2 separate regions of the Mus musculus genome follow, and region 1 is linked to region 2. The links are chromatin contacts, found by Hi-C in ENCODE. All regions are on one chromosome and are shown on one strand. Each heading gives the region's core, a stretch centred on a gene start or an enhancer-like site at or near the end of the contact. The rest is flanking DNA. Distances are from core to core; before and after follow the strand shown. Region 1 holds the start of Taco1os (a long non-coding RNA gene). Region 2 holds the start of Slc5a10 (solute carrier family 5 (sodium/glucose cotransporter), member 10).

Region 1 (7,334 bases), core at 4,313-6,812, about 44 Mb after region 2:
CTGTGAGATGACTCTAGATTAAATCAAATGGATAACCATCACAGTAGGCAAGCACTCTACTAACTGAAGTATTTCCCCAGGGCCCCCTCCTTTTTTGTTTTTTGTTTTTGTTGTTGGTTTTGGTTTTGGTTTTTTTGGGTTTTTTTTTTGTTTTGTTTTGTTTTGTTTTTGAGGCAGGGTCTTGCTGTGTACACCTGCCTGGGTTTGGTGCTCAGTATGTAGCCCAGGCTGACCTTGACCTGACTCAGCCTCTGTGGTTATACTTGGCTTGCACATTAGAAAGATAAGCATGTGTGTGCGTGCACACACAGAGACACATCTAAAGTGGGAAGAAGGTTGACTTAGCATGAGAAAATGCTCCAGTAGTCATGATGTACAATTAAAACTACTATGGGATGCTGGGCATGGTGGCACATACCTTTAATCCCAACTCTTTGAAGGCAAAAGCAGGCAGATTTCTGGGAGTTTAAAGTCAGCCTAGTCTACATTGTGAGTTCCAGGCTAGCCAGAACTACATAGGAAGATCCTGTCCCAAAATAAACAACAAGGGTTGGAGAGATGGCTCAGCTGTTATAGGCTAGGATAACAAACAAAAAAAAAATCAAAGTAACAACAAAGACAATTAAACACCATGAGACAACACTTGACACTCCTAGAATGGGTATAGCTATGGAGAAAAAGATACTAGGTGATTTGTGGAGAAATCGAACCCTTTTAATAATGAGGGTGAGAACGTAAATTACTGCAACTATTGGTCTAGCTGTTCCTTAAAGGTTAAGCAGGGTTATGATATTGCCAGAAATTCTACTCTACAGCATAGATGCAAGAGAAATAAAAACAGGGTTCTTAGGCTGTGGTGGCACATGTCCTTAATCCTAGCACTCAGGAGGCAGAGGCAGACTAATCTGTGTGTTCGAGGCCAGCCTGGGCTACACAGCAAACCCTGTCTTGAGGGGGGAAAAGGAGTAGCAAGCAAGCTTTGTGGCATTATTACTCATGATAATAAGTAAAAACACATGCCTCTCAGCTAAGGAATGTTTAAGTAAAATGTTCATTGAATGGAATATTGTTTGGCAGTAGAAGGAAATACTGATACATGATGCAGCAACTGAACCCTGAAAACATGCTGTTTTAATCTCCTTTCTGTTGCTATGACAAACACCATGAGCAAAATCACCTCAGGGTGGGAAATGAGTCACTTGGTTTACACTTCTGGATCATGGTTCATTATTGAGGGAAATTAAAAACCAAACAGGAGCTTGAAACAATCCACAGATGGATGCTATACATGCATGTGCTCACTCTCTCTCCCTCCCTCCCTCCCTCCCTCCCTCCCTCCCTCCCTCCCTCCCTCCATCCCTCCCTCTCAACTTGTGAGACTTGTGCTTAGCTATTTTTTTCTTTCATTTAAAAAAAATTGTGTCTGGGTATTTTTGCCTGAATGTGTGTCTGTGCACCACTTGCATGCTCTGTAAAGGCCAGAAGAGGGTATTGGGTTCCCTGAAGTTGGAGTCATAAACGTTTGTGAGCCACCGCTTGGATGCTGAAACTCAAACCCAGGTACTCTGGATGAGCAAGACAGTGCTTTTAACCAGTGAGCCATCTCACCAGGACCTTAGCGACTAGCTTTCTGGACAACTGCCTAGGGACAGTACTGCTCACAGTGGCCTGAACTGTCCTGTAAAAATAAGATTCACACATGGAGACAGTTCCACATACCAATCTCATTTGTTAATTCCTCACTTGAGGCTTTCTTCACATAGGACTCTAGGCTGTGTCTGGTTAAGAAAGGGAAGTAGGTGTCTTATTTACCTTTCCTGTGAATATACACCATGACCAAGGTAGCTTATGTTTACTGATGCTTATGGATCCAGAGGGTTAGAGTCCATGATCACCATGGAAGGGAGCATGGCAGCAAGCAGGCAGGCACTGGAGCAATAGTTAAGAGCTTACATCCATCCTGATCTGCAAGTTGGAGGCTGAGACCCAACTGGAATGGTGTGGGTTTTTGGAACTCCAAAGTCCACCTTTAGTGACACACCTCTCCTAACACGGCCATACCACCTAATCCTTTATAAAGGGTTGTGCTAACAGAGGACCAAGCATTCAAACATAGAGACTTTTGAGGGCCAATTCCTTTCAAACCACCACACTAGGATGTTTTCTAAATGAAGGAAATCACTCACAAAGAACACATACTACATACTTCCATTACTATAAAATGTTCAACAGAAGCATACTCATGGAGCCAGAAGTCAGCTGTCTGGACCTGTGATGACTGAGGAGGAGAGAGACTAATAATGAGTACAGAGTTCAGGCAAAGAGGCTAAGTCAGGATGATGAATACATGGTGAATATACTAAAAATCATCGCACACATTACATGGGTGTCCTGTATTATTTGTAGAGTGTCAATCAAGCTTAAGATCAAAACAACACCTTTAATCCCAGCACTTGGGAGGCAGAGGCAGGCAGATTTCTGAGTTCGAGGCCAGCCTGGTCTACAAATTGAGTTCCAGGACAGCCAGGGCTATACAGAGAAACCCTGTCTTGAAAAACCAAAAAAAAAAAAAAAAAAAAAAAAAAACCCAACTACCGAGTAATCTGCCTGCCTCTGCCTCCAAATGCTGGGATTAAAGGTGCGTGCCACCACCGCCCGGCTGACAACCTGAGTTTGAAACCACTACTAAACATGAGTCACATGACAGAAGGAGAGAACTGACTGCCACAAGTTGCACACACATGATTAAGAAGATCTAGCTGGAGACTATGCCGGGGCCTAGCAAACACAGAAGTAGATGCTCACAGTCAGCTATTGGATGGATCACAGGGCCCCCAATGGAGGAGCTAGAGAAAGCACCCAAGGAGCTAAAGGGAACTGCAACCCTATAGGTGGAACAACATTATGAACTAACCAGTACCCCGGAGCTCTTGTCTCTAGCTGCATATGTATCAAAAGATGGCCTAGTTGGCCATCACTGGAAAGAGAGGCCCATTGGACTTGCAAACTTTATATGTCCCAGTACAGGGGAACGCCAGGGCCAAAAAGGGGGAGTGGGTGGGTAGGGGAGTGGGGGGTGGGTGGGTATGGGGACTTTTGGGATAGCATTGGAAATGTAAATGAGGAAAATACCTAATTAAAAAAAAAAGATCTAGCTGGGCAGTTGAGTTGCAGGTTTTTAATTCCAATGCTTGGGAGGCAAAGACAGATGGATCTTTGTGAGTTCAGGTCAGCCTGGACTACAGAGTGAGTTCCAGGACAGTCAGGACAACACAGAGAAACCCTGTCTTAAAAAAACAAAACAAAAATAGAATTTGAAGGAGTAGAGAGTGTAGAAATGGCTCAGCAGTTAAGAGTACTTGTAAGACACCCACACATATAAAATATAATCATTGAAGATTTTTTTAAATGAGTGTTTGCAGCATGTGTATGCAGTACCTACAGAAGTGGGAGGCGGGTATTGGATCCTCTAGGACTGGAGTTACAGAGGCTGTGAGGCTCCTACCCGATGTCTCTGCAAGAGCAGCAAGTGCTTTAAATGCTGAGCCATCGCTCCAGCCCCCTGGAGCTGAGTCCTGAAGAATGATTTCACCAGAAGAATGAAGGATGTCCTTCATAATGAAGGAGACTCAAGAGAAACAAAAGAGGCAAAGAATTCGTACTCACTCCCGGTAGCAGTGGCGTGGGCTTTTAGTCTTGGCACTCAGCAGGCAGAGGTGTATGAATCTCTGAGTCGGAAGCCAGTATGCTCTGCACAGTCAGTTCCAGGACAGCCAGGGCTCCACAAAGAAACCCTGTCTCAAAATACAAAACACGGGCTGGAGAGATGGCTCAGCAGTTAAGAGCACTGACTGCTCTTCCAGAGGTCCTGAGTTCAATTTCCAGCACCCACATAGTGGCTCACAACCGTCTGTAATGGGATCTGATGCCCTCTTCTGGAGTGTTTGAAGACAGCTACAGTGTACTTACACATAATAAATAAATCTTAAAAAAAAAAAAAAGAACTCAGGTTGTGCTTGGTGGCTGCCAGCTGCTATTCTGGAACTAGGAAGGAAACACAAGGATAATCTAACAGCTAACATAATGCCCTCCCATAGACATACATGAGAATGAAAGGTAAGTAGATTAATTTTGGACATATCCACTAAGAATATAAAATCTGGGGTCTGGAGAGATGGCTCAGTGGGTAGGAGCACTGACTGCTCTTCCAAAGGTCCTGAGTTCATATCCCAGCAACCACATGGTGGCTCACAACCATCAGTAATGAGATCTGATGCCTTCTGGTGTGTCTGAAGACAGCTACAGTGTACTTATGTATAATAATAAAATAAATCTTTTAAAAAATAATATAAAATCTGTGTCCGTGCCCTTCCCCTCATCCTGCTTATTCAAGGCCATTGTAGAAGGAAACAGAAAGTAAAGAACTTGCCCAAGGTTGCACTACTAAATGGCAGAAACACACTTTGAATTCATCCAGCCTAACTTTAGAGAGCAAGACTTCAAACTGCCTTCACACTGACCTGCTTTTTTAAATGTGTTACGCTCTTGAGACTTAATTCACCCCCCCCCTAGAGAGCTCTTAAAGAGTTTCAAGCAGCTGCTACATTATTTTTTCTTTATTTTTCCATAGTGTCCTTTTTCTCTTGTTTTCTCTGCCAAGAGAACCGATGGTGGAAGGGGCTGGAGAAATAGCTCAGCAGTTAAGGATATTGGTTGCCCTTCCAGAGGACCCAGGTTCAATTTCGATTCTCCATGTGACAGCTCACAACCATCAGTTCCAGGCTATCTTGATGTCAACCTTGGCGGCGGTTTCTTTATCTGTAAAATAAATATCTGAGAACACCAGGCACACATGTAGCGCACAGACATACATGCAGTCAAAACAACCATACACATATATTAAAAATACTTAAACTAATTTTAAAACAACAGATGGAAAACGAAGATAGCAGTTTGACTCAAAGGCTGGCCCGATCTTTTGTCCAGTATGGGTTGGCAAAACAGGCAATGCCATCCTTGTTTACAGAAATGAAATCTAAATCAGAAAGTTTTAAATGACTGGGCAAATCGCTTCTCGTCGGCTGGTGGGGTAGTGGCTTATTTTGTTTGGTTGTTTTTTTTTTTTTTTTTTGTCGTTGTTTGTTTTAATTAAAGTTTTTGCTTTTTTTTTTTTTTTGAGACAAAGTCCTAAGGTTTCCTTCGCCTCTTAAGTGCTGGAATCACAGACATGGCCTGCCACGCCCAGCATTTAGTACTTTTTTGTTTATTGCTTCCTTTTTTTAAACAGGCAACCTTGGCGGCGGTTTCTTTATCTGTAAAATGAACCGACTGAACTACATATTTCTTTTTCAACCAAACAATTCTTATTCTGGACTTGCTCAGTTAGGAAGGAAAGTCAGTCACCTGAATCTCTCCGGGAAGGTGATCTGTCGTTTCCAAGCAACCGGGAGCAAAGAAGGGTTGCGTCACTCCTGGCAGGGGCGGGGTTGGAACGAGTACCGCGAGGCAGCGGAACCAACTTTGCAGAATCCGGGAACGTCTTTTTGCGGCGGACCGGGCAAAGGAAGTGTACTGCACCATTTAGGGTCCCCGCGCCCGGCTCCTTCGCGGTCACTCAAGGCAGTGCAGCGTCAGGAAGAGCCGAACCTCTGAGTTTCTGGAGAGCTGTAGCAGCGGTCTGAACGTCCAGACCGGGTTGTTCCGGGGCCGGACTAGACGGGCTGATTTTAGCTGCTCATCTTTGCACCGCGCAGCCCCTTGTCGAAGCAGATGATGTCTTGGGCTGCCGCCAGCCTGAGAATGACCGCTGTCCCGTGCTTTCGTGTGCGATGCCTCGGGTTCCGCGTGGGTCCTTGGGGCGCCTCCCAGCATGCAAACCCCGGCTGTGGTGCAGCGCCACACAGGACGCTGCATGTCAGCGCGACGGCCTCGGCGGGACACAATAAGTGGTCTAAAGTCCGGCACATCAAGGGCCCCAAGGACATGGAAAGGAGTCGAATCTTCTCTAAACTCACTCTCAGTATCCGCCTGGCGGTTAAAGGTGAGAACCTGGTAGTCCTCACTGCTGGTCACTGAAGCTCTTTAGGTGCCTAAGGCTTCATTTAGGACCGTCCCCCCAACCCCCAGTTGTCATAATTGTCCTACTCATAACCCTCAAAGCACTTACTTACACTGGATATACCTGTTTTCCTTTTCAAAGACCTTCAGAGACCCGCCCTTAGATAAAAATGACTTCATCTAAGGGTATAGTTAGAAGGTACTTCATAGAAATACGCCTTAAGAAAGTGTGGCAGCGCGGCCGGCTTGCCCGATTTCCGCGAGTTGGTTCTGTCGGTGCCGGTCGCGGGTTCCCGTGTCGTTCCGGTCTTTTTCCGCTCCCGAACCTTTGTTTTATTTTGCCGGGCGAGGTGGCGCATGCCTTTAATCCCAGCACTCAGGAGGCAGAGGCAGGCGGATTTCTGAGTTCGAGGCCAGCCTGGTCTACAAAGTGAGTTCCAGGACAGCCAGGGCTACACAGAGAAACCCTGTCTCGAAAAACAAAAAACAAAAAACAAACAAACAAAAACAAAAAACAAAAAAAGAAAGTGTGGCAGAAGCCGGAGGCCTCGAACCAGACCAATAATTCATGGCAATGGACATTTGCAAGTGAAGCTGTTTGGACAAAAGAATATCCAGTGTGACACTCCACAACACCGCAGCTTCTGCTTCTACATCAGGGATGGGTTTGGTTTGGTTTTGTTTAGGGGAGGGAGACTGCAAGCGTGGAGAGGATGGATCTGGAGGGATGACAGGATCAGTGTGAGATTGGGGTGCATGATGCGAAATTCACAAAGAATCGATTTAAAAAGTTAAAGATATTTATCAAATAAAATGACTGGAAGAGGGAAAAGGAAAAAATAAAGCATAAAGAGTCAAGTCAGGGCTTGGAGAGATGGCTGGGCGGTTAAAAGCACTTGCTGCTCTTGCAGAGGACCTGGGTTTGTTTCCCAGCACCCATGTGACATCTAACAACTACCTTAAACTTCAGTTCCAAGGTACCCAATGTTCTCTTCTGGCCTCCTCAGGCACTGCATGCATCATGCATGCAAGCACATGAGCAGGTCTTGTAAGGAAGAAAGAGAAAGAAAGTGCCTTTCTTGAAGGGACTAACCATGCGCTCTGCAGCTGCTTCTACTACCACTGAAGGTTGGGACAGGCATGCTGAGACAAGCCATTTCTCGCTTCCTTTTCCCTCATCAGAGCTCCTAAGACATTTCCTTGGAAAGTCAGTTTTGGAACCATGCGTCGCTTCAGTGATTCTCACTTCGGTGTCAGGCTGGTAGAAGTAGAGGGGG
Region 2 (7,038 bases), core at 1,526-4,025:
GTCTCATGGAAGAGCAGCCAGTGCTCTTACCCACTGGGCCTTCTTTCTAGCCCTATGATTGACACCATTTTGACTCAGCCTGGCCTGATAGGACCGAGTGTACTCTAAAACAGTCCTCTTTGTCCCTTGTTTCTTTAACAGGTCCACCTTGCATCAATCCTTCAGCATCAGAATCCCGTACAGTTATCATTACTTGGAACATGTAGTCCAAACTCACCATTCAGATCTGCTGCTGCATCTTCCTGGTCACATGCCTCTCATTTTTTTAATGTGTGTGTGTGTGTGTGTGTGTGTGTGTGTGTGTGTGTGTGTGTGCATGTGCGTGTGTGTAGGTCAGAGGACAAGGCCTGGTGTCAGTTCTCATCTCCCACTTTGTCTGAGACAGGATCTCTTGCTGTTCAGCATTGCACACACCAGTAACTGGCAGGCCTGTGGACTTCTGGAATTCTCCTACTTGCCTCCCATTTCCTTGCCATGGAAGCACTGGTCTCATGGGTACATGGGTTGAACAGGTTCTGTTTTTTGTTGTTTGTTTGTTTTGTTTTGTTTTTGACTCAGAGTTTCTCTGGGTAGCCCTGGATGTCCTGGAACTCACTCTGTAGACCAAGCTGGCCTTGAACTCAAGAGATCTGCCTGCCTCTGTTTCCAGAGTGCTGATCTCAAAGGTGTGCACCACCACTGCCAGGCCGGGTTCTGGGTGTTTGAACCCAGGTCCTCATGTTCTTTACCTACCAAGCTATCTTCCAGCCTGTCCCTAGAAGGCTGCTGAGGGCAACTGCTAGGGGCTGCAGGAGGCTCTGCAGGAGGTGGGCTTTGCTGGCTCAAGGCAAGGCTGGATGAGTTTGATCTCGCCAGAAAGAGACTGCTTTCCCTGCATGCCTCAGCTCACTAGAGTCACATCGACTCTCAGTCAGGAGCAGTTCCTTGTGTCTATAGTTTTCCCCACGGAGCTTAATCATTTCTAGCCTTTGATTCGGAGCAAGAAATTGGCAGCTCTTGTGTTCTCTGGAACACTAACAGGCCATGGTGGGCTACTAATCAGCCTCATTTCAGCCCTGTGTCTCAGGAAATAGGGAGGCCTGACAGGAGGAGAGGCACCAGGAACGTCCCTGCAGTGGACAGAGGGAACACAAGCTCCCTGTCATATATGGACATGGCCTGTCCATATAATTTAGTATATTGATAATATAGAAGGTTACAGATAGTATATTATTGATAAGAAAATTAGAAGTATTATGAGAATTAGTAAAATGTGACAGAGGGTTATAGCATGTGGTTGGTAAATGCCATCAAAGACAGGGCTGTTAAATATCACTTTGTAAAATACACACACACACACACACACAAACACACACACACACACACACACACACACACAGCACTCCACATATACCACATACTACACCACACACACCACTCCACACATACCACACACAAACACACTCATGTACCACACACACTGCACGCACATGCATTCACACCACACACACACACGCGCACACGCACACACCATGGGGTTCAGTGGTTAAGAGCATTGACTGCTCGATCCAAAGATCTGGATTCAATCCCTAGCATCTATGTATTGGCTCACGAGCATCTATAACACCAGTTCCGGAGGATCTGACACTCTTCTGGCCTCTTTGGACATCAAGCAGGTATGCACATGGTGCACAGACATACACGCAGACGCAAGCAACATCCACTCATATGAAAATTAAAATAAAACCAAACCAAAAAAAAAAAAAAAAAGGAGCAGAGCTGGGGTAAGAGGAGAACCTAGCTCTGATGATGGCCATAAGTCGTTTATCTGCCACCACCACCACCACCACTACCACCACCAGCAGCAGCAACAGCAGCAGCATCAACACTATGTCCATATCACTAGCCACTACAGTCCTACTGGTACGACCATTTCTATAGATCCAACGGTGGCAGCAGGGTCCTGTCTTCACCAGGTCTCTTTGGTAGACCTCACCCTGTGAAGTAGGTGCCGTCCCTACCCTACAATACTGAGTGAACATGTCTGCTCTCCCATTCCCCAGGCTCTTGTCTTGGAACAGGACTTATAGGAGGAAAGAAAGGGATAGCGGGTCTCCTACGGAGAACGTCAGGCTTCCAAGGCCGAGGCAGGGAACTGTCCTAAACATGGCCCCGTGAGGTGGATGAGGCTGGATTGCTGCACTGCCTCCCACTTAGGAGCACCCAAAAGATTGGCATTGAAATGACAGCAAGGGGGGCACATTTCCAGTCTGTGGACCCCTGGGTAAGTCCCCTTGGTAATGCAAGCCTGGCCTTCCCAGAGGTTGGGTGTGGGGTAGATGGGACACAGGGGAGGGCCTGACAACTACACAGCAGGTGTCTGCTGTCAGTGGATCTTCTGCTGGCTCGAATAGCCCGTCTGTGTTCTCCAGAGAGAAGCTGAGTTCAGCAGTTACTGAGCAGGGCAGGACGATCAGCAGCTTCCAAGCCCTGAACACCCCCCTCCCCCTTTCTGGATTCTGGGCACAGCTAGGGAATCACCATAATTCTAGTGTTCAGGCAGCAGACCACCAAATAAGACCCATACAGATACCCAGGAATGTGCTGGCCCCAGTTATGCCCGAGAGCCCAGTGGGCCACTGCAGGTTCTTACCCATATGCCCACGGCCACATTCAAGGCAAAATAGACAGAGATGACAATAATGTCCGTGACACTCAGCTGGGATCCTGGAACATGGGCATCCCCAGTGGAATTGCCAGCCATCCTGCAGCAAGCGCCGTGCCGAGCCCAGGGACTGAGGAGAAGTGAGGTGATGAAGGGCTTTCTGAACGGAATTAATTGATCATTAAACCAAGTGAGAAATGACATCTGCAGCCCACAGTGTGGCCTCGTGCCTGGGGAATGCTTCAAAGCACAGATAGGTCTCCTTTTGCTCTGCAGGGGTAGGTGAATCCCAGAGGGCAGGGACTCGGGTACTCTGGGAGGAGTGCAGGCAGAGGAAAGGAACCTTCTTAAACTCTGAGTGGGTTGGAAAAGGAAGGGCACAGCTCTGAGTGAGATGCCAATGCCCCATTTAGCGTCACCTAGACTTCGTTTACTTGAGCGTGGAGCAGTAGAATGGCTGCCTTACCTCTAAAGACATCTCCCTGAGGGACAGGCTTGCTTCTGGAGTCAGCAGGCTGATCTAAACTCAAGATGGTGGCTCCTGGCAATGCCAGGAGAGTCCCTATGCCAGGCCCTAAGTCCTGTCGCCATTATCTCTACTGTTCTAGAAAGCAAGACAGACCTGACCCTACCACTCGGCCATCCATTTACCCAGCCTGGGTCAGTACCTGTCAAATACCAAGGACTTCTTCCCATCCTGTAGCTACTCCTATGTCACAAGCAAACTCACCACACAGTGTAGGTGATATCTTAGTCTAGTCAAGGAACAGAGGCTGAAGGCTAAGTTGTCTGTCCCCACCCATTCAAGGGTAGAGCTAAGTCCTCTGTAGATGTAGACCTGGCTCTCAGTATGATGGCAGTGGTGGCTCTGGTTTCACTGAAATTCCACCAAGGCCTGCCACCCAGGCACCAGGGACATTAGTGCTCAGCAGCTGCATCATGCTCTGCTCAGTAGCTTGGCTCGTGCTCTGTGGAGTGTTTGGAGTTTAACTTTACACGAAACCCTTCCAAAAGTGTTAATGAGTGAGCATCTGCTCACACGGCATTCAGTCTCACCTAGCCTGCTACTTAGCAACTAAACTACTGAGCAGAGACTAAAGGTCAACTCTTCTGTGTAGGACAAGATCAAGACAGGAAATCTGAGTTTCCACTGAACACAGGATTCAGCAGGCTTAAATGGCTCTGTCTCCACTCTACTGCAAGCTGACCTCAGTGCAAGCGATTGCCTGCAGTATCTGTGACCCAAATACCTACTTTCCCCAATCTGAAAGATCCATAGGGTAACATACAGATTTATTGAGTGTGGTGGTTTGAATAAGAATGCCCCCCCATAGGCTCATATATCCGAATGTTCAGTCACTAAGGAATGGAATTATTTGAAAAGATTAAAAGGATTAGGTGTGGTCTTATCAGGGGAAATATATCGCTGAGATTTCAAAAGCCCATGCTAGGCCCAGTCTCTTCTCCTTCTCCTTTTGGATCAGGATGTAGCTCTCAATTGCTGCTCCAGTGCCATGCTTGCTGCCTTATTCCCTGACATGATGATAATGGTTCTGACCCTCTGAAACTGTAGCAAGCCCCGGTTAAATGTCTTCCTGTAGAAGAGTTGCTTTGGTCAAACAGGGACTAAATCACTGAGTCTGTCTCATCACTATGAGTGGCTGAACCAATAACCATTGGCACCCCTCCTCGGCAGGATGGAAGGTACTGGCAGACAGCCTTGCCTGTCTCTAATCAAAGACAATTTTCAAAAGAAAATGGATTTGCTTGTTCTTCACTGAAGAATTCAAGCACAGGAGAAATGACACCTCTGCCCCTGTGCCCAGCCATACCCACATTTACACACATGAAAAAGGACACAGCCCTTCTGGTCAACTCAGCCCAAGAAAGATGAGGACTTCCCTTCCTTGTTGAGGAGCTATCTGCCTCTCAGTCCATTTTCTGTCACGATAACTGAATACCACAGATGAGGAAGTTTGTGAAGAATAAAGATGCTGCATTGCTCTGGGAACTGGTCAGAGGGACACATATAGAGTGGGCAACCCTAAGACTCCAGAAGCAGGGAAGAGAGGCACGCATCCAAGAGATTATAGCCAGCCTTTGAAAACAGACCCCCCCCTTGAGCTATACAAGCTGTTGACCAGGTAATCTTACCCTAATCACTTCTTAACGTCTCCACCTGACTCTGTAGTTTTAGTTCCCAATAAATGAGGTTTGGGGATGTGTTCAAACTATAGAACCATCCATCCATCCATCCATCCATCCATCCATCCATCCATCCATCCAAAGAGAAATTCCCCTTACTCATGAGAACCACTTTCTGGATGAGTCAGTCATCTGTGTGGGGGTTGGGACCCGAGCAAGACAAATGTGTAACTGGCACAGAGGACTGGTACCCACCAAGCGTGAAATTGACAAACATAACCAGGTCAAAGGCTGTGGCAGGCCAGGAGTGACTTCTGGAACGCACCGCAGAGGGGAGCATATTCACGTGGGAGGGAGGTGACAAGGAAGAGCAGCTCCATTAGAGAGTCCAGACCAGAGAGCAGCTTCTTCTGAGTCATCTCAGAGAGGGGCTGGGAATTTTGACCTTGTTAACCAGGCTCCTTCTCAACAGGGCCTCACCTAACGTGAATGAGGAGGGTGTCCTAGTCAGTTTCCTCCAAGCTGGAAGCAGCTACAGCTTTTGTTAGGGAGACCTCTGAAGGATTTTTCTCTCTTAAGTGTCCTGGGTCTGTGGCACGGGTCTAACTAGTACATGGTGTAGATGAACAAGAAAGAGCTGGATGCCTGGTACTCATGAGTCTCATATGCTCTGAGCGGGGGTAAGCTAAGCACAAGGCCAGACTGTGCTTCATCTGTGGATGTGTTGTTTGTTCCTGCTACTGTTGACTGCCTCTCTGTACCTACAGGGAACAGTCACAGAGCTGAGCAAGACAGAGTGGAGCAGGACTCTAGAAATACCCTCCACGGCCTTCTAGGCAAGGGGATGTGGGCATAATGAGGCCTCCAGGCTGGGGATGTCACATCCAGGGAAAAGGGCAGGTGGCTTCATGCAGTGGAATGGAAGACAGTGGCTGCAGGCTAAAAAGTGAATGGCAGAGCTAGTTAATAAAGGGCAGACAGACAGACAGACAGATAGACAATAGATAGAGGCTTAGGTTAAAGGGGGACACTGAGGTGGACTATCTTTTTGAGTAAGAGATTTTTGTTGTTGTTGTTGTTTTTGTTTTATGAGGCAAGGTTACTCTGTATAGCCCTGGCTGTCCTGGAACTCACTCTGTAGACCAGGCTGGCCTCGAACTCAGAAATCTGCCTGCCTCTGCCTCCCGAGTGCTGGGACTAAAGGCTTGCGCCACCATGCCCGGCTTGAATAAGAGATTTATCAGAAGCATTGCTAATAGCACATTAACACAGGCCAATGGCAGGTGCATGGCAGGAGCTCTGAGGACAGTTCAGACTCACAAGACAGAGCACAGGCTGCTCCTTGGAGGTCTCAGAGGAAGAGGGAGGTTTCATGGAGTCAGGGTGTTTCTGATTCTCTTGTGGGTGGCAGAGGAGAGGAGAGAGGTAGGTATCGAATTGCCAAGAGGGAATGTGTAACTGTGCAGAAACTGAGGAAGAGGGGCACATCTAGTTGAGGTGTGCCCATTGTAGTGAGAGGGATGTGCTGCCTCGTGTAGCTCTTGATGTCCCAAAGCCTGGCAAGCTGAGGTCCGTACACTTCCTTAGGGAAGTGAGACCGGCGGCACCTGTTCTCCTGACATCGCAGCACCTGAGGTATCTGTTAGGGAGTTAGAGCCACAAACAGGCTCTGAAGATAGAGATTGACATTTCCAGAGCAAAAAGGCTGCTGCAGGTGAGCTTGGCCCCAGCAGAAGTCTGGTATGGATTCTAACAGACAGACAAACAAGTGATGTTAGATGGCTAGATAGATGATACATAGACAGATAGATGATGGGTTGTTGATGATAGATAGATAGATAGATAGATAGATAGATAGATAGATAGATAGATGATATATGGGTAGATTAGTAATTAATAGGTTATAGATAGGGAGATGATAGATAATGGATGGAGGGATGACAGACAGACAGATGATAGATGATGGATAGATAGTGGATGGTAGATGGAGAGATTAATAACAGATCATTTATAGATATGTAGATGATAGATGATAGAAGACAACAGATGGTAGAAAGATCCTCTCATTACACACAAACCACATATCTGAACTGCTGGAATGTTTAGGACTCAAAGCAGGCTTGCACAGAGGGGAGAGGACGAAGGGTAAGACAACCATCACCTTTCGTGCTCCGACATGGCGTGAGCGTTCTGTAAGACTGCAGCCTTTGCCTTGGCTCAGATGAGCAGCCCTCAATCATGCTGGAGCT

Evidence for each region. Hi-C counts contacts between places; a loop is a spot of excess contacts on that map.
Region 1: a map of T-helper 1 cell shows a loop between it and region 2 (27-fold over the local background). The contact joins the promoter of Taco1os here to the promoter of Slc5a10 in region 2. A Hi-C loop is called at or near these places in 2 of 37 maps with a recorded cell type or tissue (T-helper 1 cell and T-helper 17 cell).

What each region holds. Positions count from the first base shown.
Region 1 is chr11:106,060,479-106,067,812 of GRCm38, forward strand. It overlaps Taco1os (a long non-coding RNA gene), which reads right to left and starts at 5,563. Exons shown (of 3, transcript XR_003949781.1): 1 at 5,404-5,563; 2 at 3,667-4,818. It overlaps Taco1 (translational activator of mitochondrially encoded cytochrome c oxidase I), which reads left to right and starts at 5,613. Exons shown (of 5, transcript NM_027346.2): 1 at 5,613-6,040. The coding sequence starts at 5,770.
Region 2 is chr11:61,717,210-61,724,247 of GRCm38, forward strand. It overlaps Slc5a10 (solute carrier family 5 (sodium/glucose cotransporter), member 10), which reads right to left and starts at 2,776. Exons shown (of 15, transcript NM_001382268.1): 1 at 2,633-2,776. The coding sequence starts at 2,743.